Linked DNA regions of Homo sapiens: region 1 is linked to region 2. A link is an interaction called in ENCODE POLR2A ChIA-PET data of the cell type or tissue named here. Cell type or tissue: A673. All regions are shown on one strand. Region 1 overlaps TBC1D2 (TBC1 domain family member 2). Region 2 overlaps ANKS6 (ankyrin repeat and sterile alpha motif domain containing 6).

What was found. Peaks named below come from ENCODE experiments on the same cell type or tissue, not always from the same donor. Only the 100,000 strongest peaks of a DNase experiment are listed, where the experiment ranks them.
Region 1: POLR2A ChIA-PET joins it to region 2 with 14 read pairs; 2 of 35 experiments call an interaction of 5 or more read pairs at or near these places.

What each region holds. Positions count from the first base shown.
Region 1 is chr9:98,221,183-98,226,182 of GRCh38, forward strand. TBC1D2 (TBC1 domain family member 2) reads right to left here. Exons shown (of 13, transcript NM_001267571.2): 6 at 1-46. Among named protein-coding and RNA genes, the nearest start is that of MIR6854, 5.5 kb to the right of the region's middle. RefSeq lists an enhancer at 1,488-2,687. In A673, no CTCF peak of the experiment used is centred here; a DNase peak (open chromatin) is centred at 2,329; H3K27ac peaks cover 1,887 bases.
Region 2 is chr9:98,736,914-98,741,913 of GRCh38, forward strand. All of the region lies in intron 14 of ANKS6 (ankyrin repeat and sterile alpha motif domain containing 6), which reads right to left. Among named protein-coding and RNA genes, the nearest start is that of GABBR2, 30 kb to the left of the region's middle. In A673, no CTCF peak of the experiment used is centred here; no DNase peak of the experiment used is centred here.

The DNA of each region.
Region 1 (5,000 bases), 520 kb before region 2:
CCTGCTGGGCGGCCTCCAGTGCCTTGTGCAGGATCTTCACTAGCTCCTGGGCAGGGAGAGGGAAGAATCTTGTGAGCTCAGGGAGGGCCTGCTGGGCGCCACAGTGGGGTATATGTTATCAGTAGTTCTCCTAACAACCGTGAGAGGTGCCCAGCAGCATCCCTGCGGCATCTCATCCTGACACTCACTTTCTCCTTCTCTGTTCAAGTGACTGTTAGCTGGGCACATGGTTCCCCAGCTTAAAACTGCATCTCCCAGCCAAGCCATGGTGAGGTGTAGCCAAGTAACTATTCTGCCTAAATGGGAAATGAAAAGTGAGATGGGCAGCTTCTGGGTCCTACCTTTAAAACCACTAGATACACGCTCCTCTGGTCCAGTTCTCTTTGCTTCTGGCTGGGAAGTGGCAGGAACTAGAGTGGCCGCCTCAGACCCACAGCAGAAGGTACATGTTGAGAAAGGGCTGCCCCCCAGCTCAGAGTTGCTCACCTACCTCTGGGTTCTTTAATGTGAATGAGAAACCTCTCACTCGTTTTGGGCCACAGTGCTTTGAAACTTTTTTTTTTTGAGATAGCGTCTCCCTCTGTTACCCAGCCTGGAGTGCAGTGGCACAGACATGGCTCACTGTAGCCTCAATCTCCTGGGCTCAGCTGATCCTCCCACCTTAGCCTCTCAAGTAGCTGGGACCACAGGAACATGCCAACACACCAGGCTAATATTTGTATTTTTTTGTAGAGAAGGGGTTTTGCCATGTTGCCGGGCTGGTCTCAAACTCCTGGACTCAAATGATCTGCCCACCTTGGCCTTCCAAAGTGCTGGGATTACAGGTATGAGTCACCACACCCAGTGGAGATGTTTTTGTCACAGCAGCTGAACCCATACCCTGACATATACACATCCATTTCAGGGATGAACAAACTGAGGCCCAGCAGAGAGTAGAATGGAATTCAATCTCAATTGGCTAGATTCCAAAGCCTGTGCTCAGTAACTAAGAAAACCAGGGGTGGCAGCTATGTGGCATTACTCTTCCCTCTCATCCCTGTGGCAGACATCACTAATTAATCTCCCATACTTCTTCCTGCACAGCCTACCCTAGTTGAGGCCTCAGAATCATTCTCAATATAGCAGCCAGTCACTACCAATCAAGTTGAGTCAGGGTTAAAGAGGAAATACACTGGCAATCCCCATGTAAAGCCACACACAGAGGACCTCATTCAAGCCATTTGTGCCTAGTTACCTTCAGCCCACCAGCCGATGCCTGCAAAGCTGGTGGAAGGAACTCTAGAAAGTTCAGAAACAATAGAGCTTGATTTATTCCTCAGCAGGGGCAACTAATTCACACAGGAACTCAAGGTCTGCTCAGCTCCCTGTGCCTTTAAGCCTGTAATTTCCCCAGGGAGGGCCACGCCTGGACTCAGGCCTATCTGTCCCAAAGCAGGGATGTGAATTTGTTCTGGGCCAGGATCAGGACATCAGCAGCCAGGTCCACGTGGAACTAATACCAGGTAGGTATGACTTTCAGGCAACACTGCCCTGCTCTGTGCTTCTCATTTGGAAAAACATGGTTTCCTAGAGACATGTCAACTATACCACACCAAAGTATTAAAATGAGTGGATTGGCTGGATAGCCTTATTTGCTAAGAACAATTCTATATTGGAGGAAAACTGCCAAAAACCATGACTTTTTTGGAGAAGCTAATGACAAGACCACATTAGCCTGCATCTTCTGAAACCTTAGGACTAGTGACCATCCTTTCTCTGGTTCTCTCTTTTCCTTCCACATGCCCATCCATCCATCCAACCTTTACCAAGCACCACTCGGTGCCAGGCCAGGCCCTGAGCCAGGTGCCGTGGCCCAGAGAGGGAGTGGTGAGAGTTCCCACCTCCAAGGACTGCAAAGGCTGGTGGGAATGAACATGACCCACCACAGTGGAATGATCTACTGCAAGTCAGGGGAACAAGGGTGTTTGTGGGAAAGGCAATGACTTCTGTCTGGGGTGGAGGTTGTGGGGAATACCAGTCCAGAGCATTTAAAAGAAACTGTGAAGAATGAGAAGGGCCAGAGATGGTCGAGCAGCAGGTGGGAGATGAGGGTGGGGATGGCCCTCCAGATGTGGCCAAGCTACAGCCCCAGTAAAGACCTGGAGGAAGGAAAGAGCTACCATGGAGCTGTGGGAGCCCTGGGGTGTGGCAGGAAGTTGGGGTGAGGACAGCACAGTGATTGCAAACCAAAAGGGAATGTTTGGAACGTCCAGAATGAAGAAGTCAGCTTCTCAGGGCTCAGTGGAGAGAGATTAACATTCCTGTGGTTCCAGGAAAACTGGGGGCCTAGGCCATTTTCTGCTTCAGCTGAGATTTGGAGGTTACCTTGGATGACTGCCCAGGGAAATAACCAACAGACATCATTGTTCAGACTTGCCCTAGGAGCAGGACCAGTGGGTGTCTTTCCCTCAATTTGGGGAGTTAGTTGACTCTGAAGCTTATTTCATTACATCTAGCTGTCTCCTTCCCGCATTTGGCTCCCAGAATCTAAGACTGAGACACCAGCCCAGGAGGCTCTCCTCCCACCCCCAGAATTCTTGTACCAGAATAAAATAGGCTTAAAAGAACGGAACCAGGGCAGAGGGAGGGAGCCTCAGTAGGACTTGTAAGATGAGGAGTGAGAATGTCATGAATTCAAGAAACCTAAAGTCTGGATTATAAGCAATGTCTTAGGACCAATTCTTAAAAATAGGTTGGGCCGGGCGTGGTGGCTCACGCCTGTAATCCCAGCACTTTGGGAGGCCAAGGCGGTCGGATCACGAGGTCAGGAGATCGAGACCATCCTGGCTAACATGGTGAAACCCCGTCTCTACTAAAAATACAAAAAAATTAGCCAGGCGTGGTGGCGGGTGCCTGTAGTCCCAGCTACTCAGGAGGCTGAGGCAGAATGGTGTGAACCCGGGAGGCGGAGCTGGCAGTGAGCTGAGATCGCACCACTGCACTCTAGCCTGGGCGACAGAGCGAGACTCCATCTCAAAAAAAAAAAAAAGAAAAGAAAAGAAAAGAAAAATAGAGGGGTTGATGAAATTAAGCTTTTTGAAGTGTTTTTTTTTCTTTTCTTTTTTTTTTTTTTTTTTTTGAGACAGGGTCTCACTCTGTTGCCCAGGCTGGAGTGCAGTGGCGCAATCACGGCCCACCGCAGCCTCAACCTCCTGGGCTCAAGAGATTCTCTTGCCTCAGTCTCCCTTGTAGCTGGGACTACAGGCATGCACCACATTGCCCAGCTAATTATTTTATTTTCTGTAGAGACAGGGTCTCCCTATGTTGTTCGGGGTGGTCTTGAACTCTTGGGCTCAAGAGATCCTCCCACCTTGGCCTCCCAAAGTGTTGGGGTTATAGGTGTGAGCCACCATGCCCGGCCCAAGTGGTACTTTTAATATTTCTCAATCGAGTTGTTTGGTTCATCTCAGATTTTGATACGTGGTCATAAGTTGTCACTTTATTTAAATTTTTAAAAGCCAATAAATCATCTTTAAAAAATAATCCTTTATCTTTTTAGAGCATTGCTACTTTCATCAGTGGTGGGCCCTACAGGGGTCAGATGAAGGGGCATGGGCTTTGGAGTTGCACAGGCCTCGGTTCCCATTCTGGATCCGTGGGGGGTGTATCTAACGAGGTGACTCTAAGGAGGGTAGCTCAGGTGGCCTCTTCATTGAACCTCAGCTTTCTCATGAATGGGGCTAAAGCTTCCTCTTCTGCTCAGAACTGCCTCTAGCATGAAAGAGAAAGTGCCAAGTGTCCCTCCCCAAGCTGACATGGCCAAGGTACCTCCCAGCCCTCTTTCATGTCCTCTGAAGTTTTTGGCTGGAGTTCTAGGAAAGTAAGAGGCTATACGTTGCCCCACTGAGTTTCCTAAAAAATTACGTTCCTTTACCCAGTAATCCTGATTGAACTAAGGTGGCCCCAGAGGGCCGCAGGCAGGGTCCCAGAGGGGTTCATCATTCCCAGCCGCCAACAGATGGCCAACATCACCACAGACAACAGCCTTCCATCTGCCAGAGCAGACGGCCTTCAGGCTGGGTGGAGTTCTGTCAACTCCAAGGGTCAGTCCCCGGCCAATCAGCCATCTGGTGCTATCTCCTAGAGCCCAAACCTCTTGTGGGGCCAGTGCTGCAGGTATGGGGACAGATAATGGCTTAATGGGTATTGAAGTCAACCTGTGGTTTAATATGACACCAGGGGGTACACAGGGAGTGCATTCATTTTTTCTCAAGAGCAGTTTTGGTGCTTGTGTCTCATAGTGGGCCTCACCATGAGACTATGGAAGAGAGGAGGCAGCCCAGCCTCTAGACTTGGAGAAGGAGGTTAGGGCCCCAATCCTGGCTTTTCCAGCTGCCTGCGCATGGGCAAGTCACCCAACTCCTCTGAGCTCCTCAAATGCTGGCTTAGCCCCTGGGAGACCCTGAGCATGCAGACACTCTGAGAACCTCAGTTTCCCTTTCAGAGTAAGGGGATGAAAACTATTGTAAGGACAGAGATAACACATGGGAAGGCTCAGCACAGTCCTGGGGCCGCGCTTCATACCAGCAGTTCCCATGCTCACATCTTCTCTTCCCCACTAGATGGTGAGGTGCCCAAGGGCAGGGATTTGTCTGCAATGTGCTCTCAAGAGCATCTCGCAGTGTTTGAGATAGAAATTCCTAAAGAGTCACGAAAGCCACTGGCAATGGCCAGATCAGCTAGGATAAGACCCCAAATTCCCATGTCCTCCTGAAGTTTGAGGTAGACAGGAGGTGCCTTCCCACTAAAGAAACACAGGAAGGTACCTCGCAGGGGTAGCTCCTGGGATTCCAGGTGCCCATCTTCCCAGCTGATGAATGGGACTCTAATGAGGGTCTCAGATGGACAGCGGCTCTCCTAGCGGCATTCTGAGTGCCTGGGGGCACCACTGGGCACCCAGAAGTTGTGCTGGCTTTTTCTGTCTCACCTCTTTGGTTTCAGTATCTGGGCTACAGGTGAAA
Region 2 (5,000 bases):
CCGAGTCGCACGGCCCGGATTCGAGGTCTCCTTTCCTGCGCCTCTGTGCATCTTTCCAGTCCTTAGATTTCCAGATAATTCAATGGGAGCCAAGTGTCCTTCTGCTACAGGATAAGAGTTTAAACTGCCTTTGCTTCCCTTTGCCCAAAAGCTGCCGGATTTGTCTTCACAGAGATTCACTTCTCACTCTATTCCTACAACGCCCCCTGCCCCCTATACACACATTTTCAGATGAGAAAAGAGGGTGGATGTGAATGTTCTGTTAAGCCCAGAAAACATCATCACTGCATTCCAGGCTCGGAGGCAGCAATACTCAGAGGTTAAGAACAGAGACTGCGTCCTAGCCAGAGCAATCAGACAGGAAGTCAAACTGTCGCTGTTTGCTGATGACATGATCGTTTACCTAGAAAACCCTAAAGACAGCTCCAGAAAGCTCCTAGAACTGATAAAAGAATTCAGCAAAGTTTCTGGATACAAGATTAACGTACACAAATCAGTAGCTCTTCTATACAACAACAGTGACCAAGCTGAGAATCGAATCAAGAACTCAACCACTTCTATAATAGCTGCAAAAAAATAAAAAAAAAAAATACTTAGGAATATACCTAACCAAGGAGGTGAAAGACCTCTACAAGGAAAACTAGAAAACACTGCTGAAATAAATCATAGATGACACAAACAAGTGGAAACACATCCCATGCTCATGGATGGAGAGAATCAATATTGTGAAAATGCCCATATTGTCAAAAGCAATCTACAAATTCAATGCAATTCCCATAAAAATATCACCATCATTCTCCACAAAATTAGAAAAAACAATTCTAAAATTCATATGGAACTGAAAAAGAGCCCGCGTAGCCAAAGCAAGAATAAGCAAAAAGAACAAATGTGGAGGCATCACGTTACCTGATTTCAAACTATACTATAAGGCCATAGTCACCAAAACAGCATGGTACTGGTATAAAAAATAGGCACATAGACCAACGGAACAGAATAGAGAACCCAGAAATAAACCCAAATACTTACAGCCAACTGACCTTTGACAAAGCAAACAAAAACATAAAGTGGGGAAAGGACACCCTTTTCAACCAATGGTGCTGGGATAACTGGCTAGCCACATGTAGGAGAATGAAATTAGATCCTCAACTCTCAGCTTATTCAAAAATCAACTCAAGATGGATTAAAGATTTAAATCTAAGACCTGAAACTATAAAAATTCTAGAAGGTAACATTGGAAAAACCCTTCTATACACTGGCTTAGACAAGGATTTCATGACCAAGAACCCAAAAGCAATGCATAAAAACAAAGGTAAATAGCTGAGACTTATTTAAACTAAAGAGCTTTTGCATGGCAAAAGGAACAGTCAGCAGAGTAAACAGAAAACCCACAGAGTGGGAAAAAAAATCTTCACAATCTATACATCTGACAAAGGACTAATATCCAGAATCTACAATGAACTCAACCAAATCAACAAGAAAAAAACAAACAATCCCATCAAAAAGTGGGCTAAGGACATGAATAGACAATTTTCAAAAGAAGATATACAAATGGCCAGCAAACATATGAAAAAATGCTCAACATCATTAATGATCAGGGAAATGTAAATCAAAACCACAATGTGGTACCACCTTACTCCTGCAAGAATGGCCATAACAAAAAAATAAAATAAAAAAAAAAACAGTAGATGCTGGAATGGAGGTGGTGAAAAGGGAACATTTCTACATTGCTGGTGGGAATATAAACTAGTACCACCACTATGGAAAACAGTGTGGAGATTCCTTATAGAACTAAAAGTAGAACTACCATTTGATCCAGCAATCCCACCACTGGGTATCTACCCAGAGGAAAAGAAGCCATTATATGAAAAAGATACTTGCACACACATGCCTATAGCAGCACAATTCACAACTGCAAAGTCATGGAACCAACCCAAATGCCCACCAATCATCGAGTGGATAAAGAAAACTGTGATATATATATGATGGAATACTACGCAGCCATAAAGAGGGATGAATTAATGGTATTCGCAGTGACCTGGATGAGATTGGAGACTATTATTCTAAGTGAAGGAGACTATTATTCTAAGTGAAGTAACTCAGGACTGAAGTAACCAAAAATAATATGTTCTCACTTGTAAGTGGGAGCTAAGCTAGGAGGATGCAAAGGCATTAAGAATGACACAGTGGACTTTGGGGGACAGAGGGGGAAAGGATGGGAAGGGGGTGAGGGACAAAAGACTACATATAGGGGGCAGTGTATACTGCTTGGGTAATGGGTGCACTAAAATCTCACAAACCACTGCGAAAGAACTTACTCATGTAACTAAACACCACCTGTTCCCCAATAATCTATGGAAATAAAAAATTAAAAACAACAACAACGACAACAACAACAACAACGAATAGAAACTGGGCTGGGCATGTGGCATGCACCTGTAGTCCCAGCTACTTGGAGACTGAGGTGGGAGGATCGCTTGAGCCCAGGAGGTCAACTCCAGCCTGGGCAACAGAGCGAGACCCTGTCACAGTCTAGGTTTGGAGCCCATTTCTCCTATTTGCTAGCTGGGTCACCCTGAGCAAGATACTTAATCTCCCTGGGCCTTGGTTTCCTCATCTACAAAAGAGGGATGATAACAGTCCCTCAGGTGACGGCTGTGAGATGATTAGAAGGCCTCAGACACAAAGCTGTCCATTGCAGCACCATTTATACAAAGTTTGAAAATCTATATAACCAACAGGTAGGAATTTTTTAAAAATTAATTTTAGCACATTTCCCCAACAGACCCTGTGTGGGTAGCTGGAGGCAGACAGATCCTATCCTCAGAGGGCAGCAGTGGATTAAACATTTTTTTTTTTTTTTTGAGACGGAGTCTTGCTGTCGCCCAGGCTGGAGTGCAGTGGCGCAATCTCGGCTCACTGCAGGCTCCGCCCCCTGGGGTTCACGCCATTCTCCTGCCTCAGCCTCCCGAGTAGCTGGGACTACAGGCGCCCGCCACCTCACCCGGCTAATTTTTTGTATTTTTAGTAGAGACGGGGTTTCACCATGTTAGCCAGGATGGTCTCGATCTCCTGACCTCGTGATCCGCCCGCCTCGGCCTCCCAAAGTGGGATTAAACATATTTTTAAAAATTAATAAATATGGTCAAAATGTAAAGTAAATTAAAAATGTATCATCTCTGGCAGACTGTTCTCTACTAAGAGTGAAAAGGGGGAAAAATCCACTGAATGAGCCCAGACTTCAAACTTTCTTTCATTTCATGGACTCCCCATAGCCCAGAGGGGCCCCTCTCCAGACCCCCACACAGACACCTCTTGTGCTGATGAGGCCTCCTAGACTCGAGAGGACAGTAAGATTCTCCCTTCATCCCAACCAATCCAAACAATTTTAAATAAGCTGGGAAAATGCCCTCCAGATTCCATCAACACAATCCAAAGGCTGGAGGGTATGACAGAGCATTGGATGCCAAGTCAGAGGATCTGGAATCCCCACTCTACCACTGATTAGCGCCAGGATCGCAGGCCCGCCCCTTTTCCGCTAAGTATCTGTCAAATGGGGATGTTACCTGCCAGCGCTGCACTGAAGCTCACCCTGAGATAATGAATGGGGTGGCACTGTGCAAACTGCAGAGGGCTAAAATGTAAATGGAAGGGTTGACAGCAATTTTATTATTAAACACCATCTTAGCCTTAATTTCCTGAGAAATGAGGTCAGGGCAAGACAGGGTTCCGGCCCTCGCTGCCTGCTAACCTTAGGAGGGAGCTGTAGATGATTAAAACCATAATTGTTTCCTGCATCCACAACTGATTGAAGATGATAACAATAATTGCCCTTTAAAAACCCCTGAGTTTCAAAGGACCTGCCTGATAATTCTCAAAAGGAAAAAAAACAGCTATTAAATGTAGAAAAAAGGTTCAACTATCTAGCATCTCAAAAAATGCAAATTAAAACAAGGTACCTTTTTTTGCCTATCAAATTAATAAAGATTAAAAAACAAACTGATAGTAATACTGGCAAAGCTGCAGTGAAACGAATAACAAACTCTCACACACTCACAGCTAGTGGAACTGTTCACTGGCTCTTTCCGGAAAGTTATTCAGATGTACATATACCTTGATTCTGACTCTTTGACTCAGTAATTCCACTTTCAGACATCTACTGTGAGGATTAGAAGGCCTTAGACACAAAGCTGTCCATTGCAGCACCATTTATACAAAGTTTGAAAATCTACATAACCAACAGGTAGGAATTTTTTAAAAATTAATTTTAGCACATCTATGCAAATTTATATGAAAAAGAGTTCTTAATGACATGAATAGCTGCATATATTGCATATTAAAGAAAGCAGGATATAAATACGGACCCAAATTTATCTCAGTTATATTTTACGAAAATTTAAGGGTGTGGTGATGGGTGCTTATAATCCAAGCTACTCAAGAGGCTGAGGTGGGAAGATCCTTTGAGGCCAGGAGTTTGAGGCCAGCCTGGGCAACACAGGAAGACCCCATCTCTTTAAAAAAGAAAAAACAAAAAAAAGGACACAAAACACTGCAGAGTAATCTGCCCAAAGGTGAACAATGTTGGCCTCTGAGTGATTGGATTGTGATTTCTTAAAAAAATTCTTTTCACCATTTTGGTACTGTGTAAATTTAATAAAATCAATATGCACTGCATTGACAATCACAAAAAAAAGGGCAACAAAAAGAAACAATGACTTAGGACCAACTAACTCCTCATTTCTGGTAAACCTCCAATATATAACTCATCCGAAACTAACAAACTAATGAGCAGACTCGAGCACACATTACAATTCCAATACTGGGGTGGGTTCATCTGGAAGTGACGTGGCTTGCAGGCTGAGGGTCCACAACGTTTTGCTAATATTACTATGCTTAATAAGACTTGCTGATGTTATTACATTATGAGCCAGGTTTTTAGTTAATACTCACTTAAAAAATTTTAGGCCAAAATGCTCAATCTTATTGATTGTGTAAAAAAAGCA